Regions from separate parts of the Homo sapiens genome. Here all the other regions are linked to region 3. A link is a contact called in ENCODE Hi-C or POLR2A ChIA-PET data. All regions are on one chromosome and are shown on one strand. Each heading gives the region's core, a stretch centred on a gene start or an enhancer-like site at or near the end of the contact. The rest is flanking DNA. Distances are from core to core; before and after follow the strand shown. Region 1 overlaps CUX2 (cut like homeobox 2). Region 2 holds the start of HECTD4 (HECT domain E3 ubiquitin protein ligase 4). Region 3 holds the start of ATXN2-AS (ATXN2 antisense RNA).

Region 1 (4,510 bases), core at 905-3,404, 540 kb after region 3:
AGAATGGAAATGTAGCCCTCCTCCCCTCCCACCTCCCCGAGAAGCCCTGCAAAGAGGGGCCCCCTCCAGCTGACCAGTGTGGCAGGTGCCACTGTCAGAGACATTTGAACCAGAGCGACTCCATTTTGAGTGAGGGCTGGAAAATGAGGCTGGTACCTGCTGGGCTGCATCCTCAGAAAGTTCAGCATTCCGAGCCTCTAGATGTTTACGGTTAAGGGAACAAATTAATAATGTTTACTAAACACACCCAGACTTGGGAGTGTCCAGATATCCCAATATTTGGAGAACAAAGGGATTCCTAATTTTGCTTTAAAGATAACAATATTGATTATTGCAAAATATAGTAATTAAGAAAATTAATCCTTTATCACAAACCCTTGTCACAGAGCATATCTCCCCATATATATGAGTATTGTACCTAGGGTGGATGTGTTCCTCCTCTTATTTTCAGGAATGTCCTACTCTGTCTATGGAGTAGCTGTTCTTTCACCATTTTACTTTCTTAATAAACTTGCTTTTACTTTGCACTGCGGTCTCTCCCTGAATTCTTTCTTGCGTGAGATCTTGGGGTCTCGCTCGGGACCCCCTTCCTGTAACACCACTATCTGCAAGGGTGCACTAAAACGTCTCCTTGGGCCCCACCCTTTCAGCCACCCTCCAGCTTCTCCTGTATCTGAGATGAGAGAATTGCTCCCTCTCTGTCTCTCTCTCTGTCTGTCTGTCTCTCTCTCTCTCTCTCTGTCTCTCTCTCTCTGTGTCTCTTCAGTGTTCTCCCTTCCTCCCCAGCCAGGGAAATGGAGGTAAAAATCTCCCAAGATCCCCAATTTAAAGTAAAGTCAGATCTTTCTCTCTTCCCTTTCCTCACTACCTAATAATCACACTTGTGTGAAGTTGATGCTCTACATAACGAAGAGAGAGGCCTCCTTGGAGAGGGTACAATCAGACAATTTTTAAGATCATGGAGCATTAGACCATTCCCAACTGGGTTTACTAATCAAACAGCCAAATCCTTCATAACCAGCCAATCCCTACAGGGCAATTAAATCCTTCCCCTTTAAAACACTTGCCACACTGTCTGGGGACAGAAAGAAAAATTTGCAAAATTCATTTGATAAATTAGCCAGGGAAAAGAAAGGAGTGAATCAAGCTTTGTTCTTTTCATTTTTTTTAATTATGGAATTCACAATGCCTGAATAATGTTTAATAAGAACTATGAAAATTCCTAACAGTATTACAACACAACACAAAAGAATTAACCTGGTTACCGTGAAAAATTGCATATTTAATTAAGAACAGAGAGTTCAAAACTATCCAGAGATTTCAAAAGTGCTGTTGCCTGAGGGGCCAAATTACATGCTTCCAGGGCTGCTAACGGAGTTAGCGCGTTCAGTCATTACCCAGGCGTCCCCATTAAGTGACTCTGGGCAGATGACATCAAATTCATTTCAAAAGCACCAGGAACTGAAGCATTCACTTGGGTAGTTTAAGGGAAAGCAACTATCCTGCTGGTAGAAATCAGACCCCTTGTTGATAAAGGCAATAATTAAAGAATAATGTTAATTAGCTGCTTTTATTTGAAGAAAAGTACGGTAGTTGGAGTGCTTCCAGGCTGTTGAGGTGGGAGTCACTCTTTCTGGCAGAAGGGGAGGCTGCTGGCAGAAGTGGGGAGCGAGGGGCCCACAGGAAGACAGGAAGATGGTGGAGGCTAGGGCAGGGAGAAAGATGGGGCCCGTGTAAGGAGGTCTGGGTCCCCACGTTGGAATCGGCCTGGTCACCCTGAGGCCCTCAAGAGGGCAGCTTGGAAAGCAAGGAAAGGTGGTGCTGTCAGCATCTAGGGCCCTGTCACTGGCAGGCCCACTTCCATCATGGCAGACAAAGCCAGATCTCCAGTGGCCACTTCCTGTCACACCCACTCCACTCCACTCACATAGCCGTCTCTGTCCCACTAACTTCCCTCACATAATCTCCTGCCACACCCATTGCCCTCACACAGCTTCCTGTAACATCCACTCCAGCTTGGTAACTTCCTGTCATACTGACTCCCCCACACAATTTCTTGTCACACTTACTTGCTACTGGGCCACTTCCTATCACACCCACTGCAGCTCAGGCCATTTCCTGTCATACTCACTCTCGTCACACAACCTCCCGTCACAACCATTGCAGCTTGGCCATTTTCTGTCACACTCACTCCCTACTTGGCCACTTCCTGTCACACTCCCCCACACAATCTCCTGTCACACTGAATTCCCTCACACAACCTCTTGTCACAACCATTCCAGCTTGGCCACCGCTTGTTACACTCTGTCCCCCACACATCCTCCTGTCACACCCACTCCCTACTTGGCTACTTCCTGTCACACCAACTCACCTCACACAACCTCCTGTCACATCTACTCTCCTGCTCAGCCACTTCCTGCCGCACTGGCTCCCTTTACAGCCTGTCACAACCAGCCTGAGTCACCTGAATCACCACCACCATCGCCCTCACTGTAGCCAACTGTCTTTTCTAAAGATGGCTGCCATAATATCCCTCGCCACCAAGGCTTCCTGCAAGGTGACCTTGACACTCCTTCCACCCAGTGGTGGGATCTACGTCCTCCTCCCTTTGAACCTGGGCCCACCTTTGTTACTGCCCCAATCAGCAGAGTAGATGGAAGTGATACTAGCAACTTGCAAGGCAAGAGCATGAAAACACCTGCACTTCCACCTGGCTCTCTCAGGATGTTGCCTCTCGGAACCCAGCCACCATGCTGTGAGGAAGCCCAAAGGAGAACACACAGAGAGACCCTGCAGAGAGGCCATAAACTGGGGTTCCCACAGGTAGCTGAGGTTCCAGCCAACAGCCAGCATCAATTGCCAGATGTGGGAGTTGTCAAATTACCCGCAAATGTTGAATCTGCCCAGATGAAGCCACAGCTATCATGGAGTGGGGACAAGCTGAACCAACTGGGCTCCGTCCTAATTCCAGCCCACAGAATCAGGTATACAAGAGTTGTTTCTGTCCACTAAGTTTGGGGTGGCTTGCTACCCAGCAACAAATGACTGCTGCGTTTACAGAGACACATGCAGTCACACATGTTAAGAACAGTCCTCGTCTCTAGCATCCTCCTTCCCTGACAGATCCATCCAAGAGGCCGGCATGAGAAACGCATCCATGGATCTGTCCACCAGTGACAAGAACACCCAAAGAAAGCCACAATTGGCCTCCGCCTTTTGCCTCGGATCTCAACAGCCCCCGAGGTCTCCAGGGGCATAGCAAACAATCTAGCTATGGAGGGGAAAGAACGCAGGAAGCCCCATGTTACAGAAGATAACACTGAGAGCCACGCAGCTAAGTGGCCTGCTCAGGACCATGGCTGCTTCACGGCAGAGCTAGGCTGCGATCAGCCCGACTCCCAGCGAAGTGGTTTGATTCTCATTAGCAAGGTGCCTAATTAGGGCAGCTCATCAATACATCCCACAGAAACAAATTATCCTCTGGCTCAAGCCTACTTACCTGTAGGGAGGCTGGGCCAGCCCCAACCTTCTAGGGGTGCCATCCTGGGCAGGGGACAGGAAACGTGCGCCGATGGGACCGCTGGGGCAGTCGGGCAAGCTCCGGGGGCTGGGGGAAGGGGGGCTGCCTTCCTCAGGTGCCCCACCTTGGGGGCCAGGCGGGAGGCAGGAGCTGGGCCTTGGTTTCTCTCCTCGCCCCCTCCAGGGAGGCAGACGGCCTCAGCAGGCCTCACCCACTGTGATATGCCAAGATGCTCTGCTCTGCTCAGAGAATAATTTTTTTCCAGAGATGAATTTCACAAAGTAGGCCAAGGGCCGTGGGACCAACCCCCTTGCTTGCAGAGGCTGAAGAGGATATCCTCCGAGGGCCGGGGCCGCCTCATTGCGACTTCCAGGCTGCTGGCCCGAGGGTCCCAGGGTCCAGCTACCCCAGGATAGGAAGGACAGGAAATTGGCCTAGTCCCCCAGTGTATGCTGCTATGGTGACCAGCTCTGACGGTGGCCTCTGGGACTCTGACATCCCTGATGCTTGTCCCAGTAATTTGGGCCCAGGCCCCGACTCCTGCCAGACAACATGGTCCACCAAGAGCCACCCATCATCACATTAGACCTTTATGAGGCCAATCTGCACATACAGCAGCTTCTGGGGAGAAAAGAGGGAACCTGGACATGTAGTAGCCCTGTCCCAATGATACACAGTCTCTGCTTTGCATAGTAAAGAGAAATAACAAGAGACAGGAGAGCGTACGAACATGGACTGTGGAGTCAGACTGCCTGGCTCTGCTGTGTGGCCTTGCACAAGTCACTTAACCTTTCTGTGCCTCAGCTTCCTCCTCTGCAAAATGGGAATATTAAGAGTGTCTAGGGCCGGGTGTGGTGGCTCATGCCTGTAATCCCAGCACTTTGGGAGGCTGAGGGAGGTGGATCGCCTGAGGTCAGGAGTTCAAGACCAGCCTGGCCAACATGGTGAAACTTCGTCTCTACTAAAAATACAAAAATTAGGCGGGCGTGG
Region 2 (4,758 bases), core at 1,125-3,624, 780 kb before region 3:
AGGCATGGTGGTGCACGCCTGTAATCCCAGCTACTCGGGAGGCTGAGGCAGGAGAATCACTTGAAACCAGGAGGCAGAGGTTGCAGTGAGTCAAGAGGTTGCAGTGAGCCGAGATCATGCCATTGCACTCCAGCCTGGGCAACAGAGCAAGACTCCGTCTCAAAAAAAAAAAAAAAAGGAATGAAGGAGTTTTCTTACAGTCAAAATAAGGAAGCTGAAGTTGTAAAATCGGACAGACCTGGGTTTACATCTGAGCTTTGATGTTTACTGGCTTTGTGACATTGAGCAAAGTATCTAACTGAGTCTTGACTTCCCAGCTGAAAGTAGGAATAATAATACTCCCCCTCTCAGACATTTGGGAGGATTTGATGAAATGGCCATTCCATTACACTTGCCTGTTTTATTGTTTCCATGGTTCTGATCAACTCTGAACTGCTGGATTTATTGTTCTCTTCTTCCTCCTCTTCCTCTTCTTTTCTTCTTTTTTGAGACAGGGTCTTACTCTGTTGCCCAGGCTGGAGTGCAGTGGCATAATCTTAGCTGAATCACTGCAACTTCTGCCTTCTGGGCTCAAACGATCTTCCTGCTTCAGCCTCCTGAGTAGCTGGGACTATGGGTGTGCACCACCACGCCTGGCTAATTTTTGTATTTTTTGTAGTGACGGGGTTTTGTCATGTTGCCCAAGGGGGTCTCGAGCTTCTGGGCTCAAGAGATCTGCCAGCCTTGGCCTCCCAAAGTGTTGGGATTACCCACGTGAGCCACTGTGCCCGGCCATAATATTCCATCTTATGGATATATCATATTTTAGTTAACCAGCCCCATATTGTTGGACATCTAGATTGATAAGTTTTTCCTTTTGTAAACAATATTGAGCTACACAACCCTGTATATCCATCCTTGACTACGAGTCTGATTATTTCCTTCAGACAACTTCCTCAAAGTTGAATTGCTGGATCAAAGGGTATGCACCTTAATGTTCTCCTGTTATTGTTATTGTTATTATTATTATTATTATTATTATTGAGATGGAGTCTTGCTCTGTTGCCCAGGCTGGAGTGCAGTGGCATGATCTCGGCTCACTGCAACCTCCGCCTCCTGGGTTCCAGCTATTCTCCTGCCTCAGCCTCCTGAGTATCTGGGACTACAGGCATGTGCAACCATTCCTGGCTAATTTGTGTATTTTTTTTAGCAGAGACAGGGTTTCATCATGTTGACCAGGCTGGTCTCGAACTCCTGACCTCAGGTGATCTGCCCACCTTGGCCTCCCAAAGTGCTGGGATTACAGGTGTAAGCCACTGTGCCCGGCCTGTTTTATTATTTTTTAAGTGATAAAAATATACAAGTAATAGAGAACAATCTCATCTCAGTAGTTCCAGACCAGCCCCACACTCCCATGGCAACTCACCTTAAACATCTGGTGTGTATTTGTTCATGCATTGTTCTTTATACATATAGTTTTCCTTTCTTGTTTTTATAAAATGGCACTGGTGGGCATATATATATTTTTGGTGGGGAGGGAGGGATGGGGTCTCCCTCTGTCGCCCGGGCTGGAGTGCAGTGGCAAGATAATAGCTCACTGCAGCCTCCACCTCCTGAGTTCAAGAGATCCTCTTGCCTCAGCCTCCCGAGTAGCAGGACTACAGACGCTTGCCACCCTGCCCCGCTAATTTTTATTTTTTGTAGAGATGGGGTCTCCCTATGTTGCCCAGGCTGGCCTCAAACTTCTGGGCTCAAGCAGTCCTTCTGCCTTGACCTCCGTGCTGGGATTACAGGTGTGAGCCACCGCACCCGGCCTAGTGAGCATATTTTTAAGGTGTATGTCAATTAGTGTGGAACACTGATGGAACGAACATAGCAATAATTAGAATTGCCACTCATGGAGCACATATTAAGTGTCGGGCATTGAGCACCAAGCATTGTGGACAGACGCTTTATTTTCACCAGGTTTTGAGTGCTTACTGGGTACTAGACTTTTCAGTCAATATTAATCATCTACTATGTGATTCTACCAAGTGCTTATGAACAAGTGTGCAGCGCCTATTCTGCGCCAGCCTTTTGCTTGCATCTCATTTAAACGTGAAAACAAGGAGTGATCTCTATGCTCTGCCCAGGGTGGGGGCGCGGGCCCGAGCAAGGGGTGCACACCTGAGTAGGGACAGGACGGGGGAAGCGGCGTCCTCTTCCCTGGCGCGCTGCAAAGCCAGGGCTACCCTGAATGGCCAGGGGGAGAAGGGGCCGGCGGAGGTCAGGCCGAGGGCAGGCGGCAGCGAAGGGCTAGGCGGACGTCCAGGCCACCCGGGTGGCCTCGTCCGCGGAGCGGTGGGCGGAGCGGCGGGCGGGGCCTGTATTGTCCGCTCCGCGAGGCATGCCGGGAGCCCCGCCCCCAACATGGCGTCTCACTGACAGTTGGTTGCCGAGCGGCAGAGGCGGATCCTGCTCCTGAGGGCGGCGGCGGCGGCGGCGGCGGCGGCGGCGGCAGGGCCGGGGTCTCCCGGGCCGGGGTCGGGGGTATGGCGACTCGGACCGCCTAGGGCGGAGTTGCACGGGCGAGGCAGCAAGTGGGGCGCCGCTGGCGGGCGCGGCGGCCGCTGCCATGGACTGGTGATCGCGGCGGCTCCTGCTCCGTTTCCCCCGGCCGGGCGTCTGCTCCTCAGCGCCAAGCCTTCAGCCGGGGCCATGGGCTCGTCGGCGGCCGCGGCGGCGGCGGCGGCGGCGGCCGCTGACTCGGCGCAGTGGCTCTCGGTGAAGGAAGAGACCATCTTCCTGCACGACGGGCTGATCCGGGTCACCGACCTGGCCGAGCTGCCCAGCGAGATCCTCGGGGCCCCAGAGGCCGCGGACACCGACCTGGAGGTGAGCGAGGCGGCCCCCGGCCCCCGCCATCGGACTGACCCACTCGCCCGGCACCCCCGGGTCGGGCCCCCTCCTCGCCTCAGCCGCGGCCTCGCCTCCCGGCGGCTGCCGGGGCAGGTGTGTGTGGGCGCGGGGCGGGCAGGTGGGGCCGCGGCCGCAGGTCTGCGGACCGCCCGCCCCGCTCTCCCTCCCTCCCTCCTCGGGGCCTGGCGCCCGCAGGGGATTTCATTTGTGGTTTTCTTTTGAGCGTTCCGACACCCGGCATTTTATTAGGCTAGCGCCTGGCTCGGCCTTCATGCCCCAGAGGAGCCACCGCCACCACCCGGGCCCTCCCTCCCCTCCCCCACGGGCCCCCAGGACCCACTTCCAGGGCACACCCAGGTTGCTTAGCTTTGGGAACATTTTGATTTTCACGCTGTGTACCCTCCCATCCTTTTCTTCCCTAGTTCTGTTTTTTTTGTTTGGTTTGGTTTGGTTTTTTTCCGGGAGAGGGTAGTGGCAGCTGCGGGTCCGCGATGGGCAATCCAGCAACTTCTCTGTGTTGTGTCTCGGATGGATTGACACGGGGCCTTTGTCAGGGAAGCGGGCGCTGTGGACAGCGAGAGGGATGCTCCAGCGGCCCTCCATGCACTCTCGGGGAAGGGTCACTGGCGCGTTAGGCCGCAGGGCCTTTTTGTGTGCCCCGGGGGTCGCCAAGCATCCCGGGTTCAGAGCCGTGGCAGGTGCAACAGCAGATCTCATCAGTTGAGCTGCTTGGCCTTGGGGGCAGAAGGGAACCAAATATGCCTGGTTGGTGGGAACTTTCCATCGACTTCACTTGGGTTCGTGTTTGCCTAGAGGTGGGAATACTGGCAGTGTCGTTTCATGGAGGCCAACGGATGCTGACACTGCTCCCCTTCCACTTTGTGGGATGACATTTTGATGTGTAGGTAGCATGGGGTGTCATCAAATTTTTACTGCCGTAAGGAGAGCTTTCTGGGGTAGGGCGCAGAGAGGATGGCCTATCTTCTGGCTATAAACGGCATGCGAGGGATCTTTTGTGTTTTGCGGTTTTGCGTGCAGTTTGGCTTTACGCACAACGAACATTTATAGAAATGAATTAAAAGCCATTACTGTGTGTTTCTGGAAACGGCAGTGATCGGATCACATTGGCCGAGACATTTGGACGTGCTTGAGATGCGAATACGTTCCACTGTATTTTTGTGTCTGGATTTGCGGTTGCTTCAGCACTTCCGTTATGAACTCTTAATTGACTTATTTTACAATCTAGTCACCAAAAAGAGGAGGATATGGTTGGTAGGGAATTCCTAACATGGAATCATCGTTTTATTGTGTCTCATTTGGGCCTGTTCTATAACAAGCAAGGTGTGTCTGAGTGTCTTATCTGCCTGAAAACTCAAGGGGTATTATGCTATGATAGTGGAATCTTTTGATTTAATTGGCTGTGTTGTGTGTGAAAGGTGGAAAGTGGATGCTCTTTGTTTCTTTCTTTTCTTTTTTTTCCCCCGAGACCGAGTCTTGCTCTGTCGCCCAGGCTGGAGTGCAGTGGCGCGATCTCAGCCCACTGCAGCCTCTGCCTCCCGGATTCAAACGATTCTCCTGCCTCTGCCTCCCGAGTTGCTGGGATTACAGGCACGCGCCACCATGCCTGGCTAATTTTTGTATTTTTAGTAGAGACAGGGTTTCACCATGTTGGCCAGGCTGGTCTCGAACTCCTGACCTCAAGTGATCTGCCTGCCTTGGCTTCCCAAAGTGCTGAGATTACAGGCGTGAGCCACTATGCCGTGCCTATGCTCTTTGTTTCTTAAAGACTAATCCAAGTTCACAGAACCAAAATTTATACATATATGTCATTTATGTAGTTTATTTTTAGGATTAGAAAGAGTAGGATTAGTTAAAATATCT
Region 3 (4,775 bases), core at 1,731-4,230:
GATAAACCTCAAAAACATTATGACAAATGAAAGAAGGCAGACACAAAAGGCTGCATGCTGTAAGATTCTACTTATGTGAAAAATCTGGACAAATCCATAGAGAGAAAATGTAGATGAGTGGTTGCCTGGGGCTAAGGATGGGAACCAAACTGCCCACCATCGTGAAGGATCTTTTTGGGGTAATGGAAATGTTCTGAAATTAGTGGCAATGGTTGTGCAAATTTACTGTGTAAATTTACTGAGAATCATTAAATTGTACACAAAATAGGTGAATTTCATAGTATGTAAATTATATCTTGATAAAACTATTAAGTTTTTATTCAATGGTAGTGAGTTAAAACAAACTTTCTCAGCTATGTCAGCTTCAGGCCTTCTTTTTTTTTAATTTTGAAAAATTTTTTATGGAGAGGAGGGTCTCACTATGTTGCCCAGGCTGGTCTCCTACTCCTTGGTTCAAAGGATCTGCCTGCCTTGGCCTTCCAAAGTGCTGGGATTATAGGTGTAGGCCACTGTATCCAGCCTAGGCCTTCTTATTCAACTTCCATCGACCTGAAACTTACTATTTTTTTTTTGAGACGGAGTCTCGCTCTGTCGCCCAGGCTGGAGTGCAGTGGTGTGATCTCCGCTCACTGCAAGCACCGCCTCCCAGGTTCACACCATTCTCCTGCCTCAGCCTCCCAAGTAGCTGGGACTACAGGTGCGCATCACCACACCCAGCTAATTTTTGTATTTTTAGTAGAGATGGGCTCTACTAAAAATTGGCCAGGCTGGTCTCGAACTCCTGACCTCAGGTGATCCACCGGCCACTGCCTCCCAAAGTGCTGGGATTACAGGCGTGAGCCACCACACTGGCCAAAACTTGTTCTTAAGATTGTATTCTGGGACCTTGATTCCAATCAGAGAAAAGTGATTGTATTTTTTTATTTTTATTTTTTTTAGATAAAGTTTCGCTCTTGTTGCCCAGGCTGGAGTGCAGTGGTGCCCTCTTTGGTCACTGTAACCTCCGCCTCCTGGGTTCAAGCGATTCTCCTGCCTCAGCATCCTGCGTAGCTGAGATCACAGATGCCCACCACCACGCCCAGCTAATTTTTTCGTATTTTTAGTAGCGATGGGGTTTCACCATGTTGGCCACGCTGGTCTTGAACTCCTGACCTCAGGTGATCCATCCGCCTCGGCCTCCCAGAGTGCTGGGATTACAGGTGTGAGCCACCGCGCCAGGCCAAGTGTTTGTATTTCTATTAAAGAAAGAATATAACGGGACACCATTGACGACCTGCTCCATTGCAGGCCTCCTTGCTGTTCCTCAGACTCCCCCCTCAGAGCCTTTGCCCTCGCTGTGCCCTCCACCTGGAGCGTTTCTCCCCAGGATCCTCATGCCCATGCTCATTTGGGTCCCTGCCCCATGTCACCCTCTCCAGGAGCTTCCCCTCACAGCAGCCCTGGCCTGTACCACAGCCGGGTACAGGTATTTTTTTGTTTCAACTGGTTTTTTAGTTCCAGTTTCCTTTAGGTTACTTTATTTATTTATTTATTTATTTATTTTTTGAGACGGAGTCTCGCTCTGTCGCCCAGGCTGGAGTGCATGATCTCGGCTGACTGCAACCTCCACCTCCCGGATTCAAGCAATTCTCCTGTATCAGCCTCCCGAGTAGCTGGGATTACAGGCGCCCACCACCACACCCGGCTAATTTTTATATTTTTGGTAGAGACGGGGTTTCACCATGTTGGCTAGGCTAGGTTAATTTTTAAAGGGTTTTGCAATGGTCCCTTGATCTACTTTTTACCTTAGATGGGAAATAAAACTGATTTCCTACATTGGCAGAATACAATGATCATTTTTGCCTGGACTATCTAGGAGGTTAATTTCAGTTGGACTACTGAAAACTGCTGGTTCAATCATTCTCCACGTTTATCTAAGTCTTTACCTTTATCTGGACAGTTCTAGGACATTGAGGGGAATTTTGGTGTTTCTTCCCCTATTATTTCCTGAAGTCATTTCACTTTAAAAAACAATAGATTCACTGCTCAAAAAAAAAAAAAAAAGTTACCTACTTTCTACTTGCTTCCAGTTTAACTGCAACACATTTTAAAAAGAGTCTACTGTGCTGGCTGGGTAAGTTAAATTAAAACTTCTAAAGGGTCCAAGGTCTAAAGTTCGCACATTGTTTTGAGGTCGGCTCTGTCTCTACCGAGGGAGATCCCATTATCCGTAGTTCTACCAGTCCCAATCCCATATATTTCCTTTAGAATCTCATGAATGAGGAAAAAGAAGTTCAAGTGAGGGAACATAGGTTCAAATGAAGGTCAGATACCTAAAAGAGTTTTCTGGTGACTGTGCGCGGCTGGGGTGGAAAAAGTGGGGAAAAGGTACCCAGATGTGGGTGGCCCCGGAGGGTTGCTCCACTCCAGCCCCGGCAGGGCAGGACAGCGCGGCCTGCCTGGTAGATGCCCCGAGCCACTGGAGCGCCTACTGTGTGGCGGGCGGGGGACGGCAGGAAAACGGCAGGATGCTGTGTCCCCTGAATCTGGCAGGGTTCTAGGTGCTTTACACGTAGCAAGACACATTCTCCGCCCCAAGGCACTCGCAGTCAGTCCATTTTCTGGGTTGCATCAGGTGGGGGCAAACTAGGTCCCCGCAGAAGTGAAGATGCTGAAGGAATACAGTAGGAGAAGAAATGCTTCTCTCCTGTCCTCCACACCAGGCAGGCCCCAGAGGCTGAGACCGACACGCCCTCCCCGAAGGGCAGACCCGCCTTGAGGAAGGCGGATCCGGGTAGGGACCGCCGCCTGGCCCTCACCCGACCCCCGAGAAAGCAACCCAGCGCGCCGCCCGCTCCTCACGTGTCCCTCCCGGCCCCGGGGCCACCTCACGTTCTGCTTCCGTCTGACCCCTCCGACTTCCGGTAAAGAGTCCCTATCCGCACCTCCGCTCCCACCCGGCGCCTCGGCGCGCCCGCCCTCCGATGCGCTCAGCGGCCGCAGCTCCTCGGAGTCCCGCGGTGGCCACCGAGTCTCGCCGCTTCGCCGCAGCCAGGTGGCCCGGGTGGCGCTCGCTCCAGCGGCCGGCGCGGCGGAGCGGGCGGGGCGGCGGTGGCGCGGCCCCGGGACCGTATCCCTCCGCCGCCCCTCCCCCGCCCGGCCCCGGCCCCCCTCCCTCCCGGCAGAGCTCGCCTCCCTCCGCCTCAGACTGTTTTGGTAGCAACGGCAACGGCGGCGGCGCGTTTCGGCCCGGCTCCCGGCGGCTCCTTGGTCTCGGCGGGCCTCCCCGCCCCTTCGTCGTCCTCCTTCTCCCCCTCGCCAGCCCGGGCGCCCCTCCGGCCGCGCCAACCCGCGCCTCCCCGCTCGGCGCCCGCGCGTCCCCGCCGCGTTCCGGCGTCTCCTTGGCGCGCCCGGCTCCCGGCTGTCCCCGCCCGGCGTGCGAGCCGGTGTATGGGCCCCTCACCATGTCGCTGAAGCCCCAGCAGCAGCAGCAGCAGCAGCAGCAGCAGCAGCAGCAGCAACAGCAGCAGCAGCAGCAGCAGCAGCAGCCGCCGCCCGCGGCTGCCAATGTCCGCAAGCCCGGCGGCAGCGGCCTTCTAGCGTCGCCCGCCGCCGCGCCTTCGCCGTCCTCGTCCTCGGTCTCCTCGTCCTCGGCCACGGCTCCCTCCTCGGTGGTCGCGGCGACCTCCGGCGGCGGGAGGCCCGGCCTGGGCAGGTGGGTGTCGGCACCCCAGCCCCCTCCGCTCCGGGCCCGGCGTCCCCTCCCCCGCGGCCCGCGCCGCCGTCCCCGCCCCGTGACCCGCCGGGCTACCCGGGGTGGGCTGGGGGCCGGCAGCGCGGGGGAGACTCGCTCGGGCCTGAGCCCCGAGGCTCGGCCGGTGGGCGCAGCCGGGGTCCTCTGGGATTGTCAGGCCTGTCCAGCCTCCCGCAGCATCCCCGCCCCCTCCCCCGGCGGTCAAGATGGAGGGAGCGGGCGGCCTCCCCTCCCCACGCGTGTTGGGAGGGGTTCTCGGGTAGCGGCGATGGTCAGCCCCGGCTCCCCCTTCCGCACGATCCTCCGCCCGCAGCGTGGGGATGCTCGGGCAGCTCCTCCACTCCCGGTTTAGGTGTGAACGTTGGAGGGGTCTGGAGGCTGTGGTGGCGTTTTCCGGAACATGTCCCCCTCCATGGGGGACATCTCTGGAGGGGAGAAGTTAGGGCCGCGTCCCCCGTGCCGGTTAAAGGGGTAGGCACCGGGCTCCTCCGGAATCATCAGGGTCTGTCGGGGCTCTCTCCCCGCCCCCTCCGAGTCCTGGGAAAGATCGGAGGACGGGGTGGAGACAAGTGGGCCTTGGCCCCCGCACCCCTCTGCGTTCGTGTCCGAGGCGGCGGCGGGGGCTCCCGAACTCCCCTGAAATCGTGGGGCTCCATGTGGCCTCCGGCAGCGTTCCACCCTCCCCCACCTGGGGAAGGGAAGGGGTGGGGAGTGCCCGGCCCCGTCCCGGCCTTCCTCCTTCCCCCGCCAGACCTCTCCGGCGCGCGGGTGGTGGCCGATCCGCATTGCTGTTCGAGGCCGCAGTGGAGAAGGCGCCTGTGGAACATCGGTGGGTGAGGGCTGGACCCAGGCTGGACCCTGGAGATCCGGGGTGGCGGTGCTGGTGGCAGGGGGCGGGCACCCTGCGCACTTATCCCAACCCCCGCCCCAATTTCGGAAATGCTAGGAGAGAGAGATTGCAGCAGGGGACGTGGTCGGGTTCCTGAAGGCAGAAAGGCGGGTGTTTACTAGCGTCTTTTTCCCTCCTAAGCCGGGGTTGTAG

The links. Hi-C counts contacts between places; a loop is a spot of excess contacts on that map. ChIA-PET counts read pairs that join two places held with the same protein, here RNA polymerase II (POLR2A). Pooled maps may share reads with other maps.
Region 1: a pooled map shows a loop between it and region 3 (7-fold over the local background). The contact joins the enhancer-like site here to the promoter of ATXN2-AS in region 3. A Hi-C loop is called at or near these places in 5 of 50 pooled maps. POLR2A ChIA-PET finds 5 or more read pairs at or near these places in 2 of 52 experiments (CD4-positive, alpha-beta T cell and activated naive CD4-positive, alpha-beta T cell).
Region 2: a map of naive thymus-derived CD4-positive, alpha-beta T cell shows a loop between it and region 3 (3-fold over the local background). The contact joins the promoter of HECTD4 here to the promoter of ATXN2-AS in region 3. A Hi-C loop is called at or near these places in 2 of 168 maps with a recorded cell type or tissue (both naive thymus-derived CD4-positive, alpha-beta T cell) and 9 of 50 pooled maps. POLR2A ChIA-PET finds 5 or more read pairs at or near these places in 2 of 52 experiments (OCI-LY7 and activated B cell).

The regions. Positions count from the first base shown.
Region 1 is chr12:111,054,780-111,059,289 of GRCh38, reverse strand. All of the region lies in intron 1 of CUX2 (cut like homeobox 2), which reads right to left. Among named protein-coding and RNA genes, the nearest start is that of CUX2, 23 kb to the right of the region's middle. RefSeq lists an enhancer at 842-1,697. Within about 2 kb of position 2,154, at least 9 of the 41 ENCODE cell types and tissues checked have a DNase peak (open chromatin) inside an H3K27ac peak, as active enhancers do; they include CD4-positive, alpha-beta T cell, where a contact is called at or near this core.
Region 2 is chr12:112,380,047-112,384,804 of GRCh38, reverse strand. It overlaps HECTD4 (HECT domain E3 ubiquitin protein ligase 4), which reads left to right and starts at 2,374. Exons shown (of 76, transcript NM_001388303.1): 1 at 2,374-2,853. The coding sequence starts at 2,677. RefSeq lists silencers at 2,054-2,343, 2,454-2,723, 2,734-3,223 and enhancers at 2,231-2,730, 3,916-4,416.
Region 3 is chr12:111,597,703-111,602,477 of GRCh38, reverse strand. ATXN2-AS (ATXN2 antisense RNA) reads right to left here and starts at 2,980. Exons shown (of 2, transcript NR_146497.1): 1 at 2,925-2,980; 2 at 2,223-2,650. It overlaps ATXN2 (ataxin 2), which reads left to right and starts at 3,163. Exons shown (of 25, transcript NM_001372574.1): 1 at 3,163-3,694. The coding sequence starts at 3,444. RefSeq lists an enhancer at 2,429-2,658 and silencers at 3,119-3,428, 3,489-3,658, 3,749-3,798, 4,389-4,518.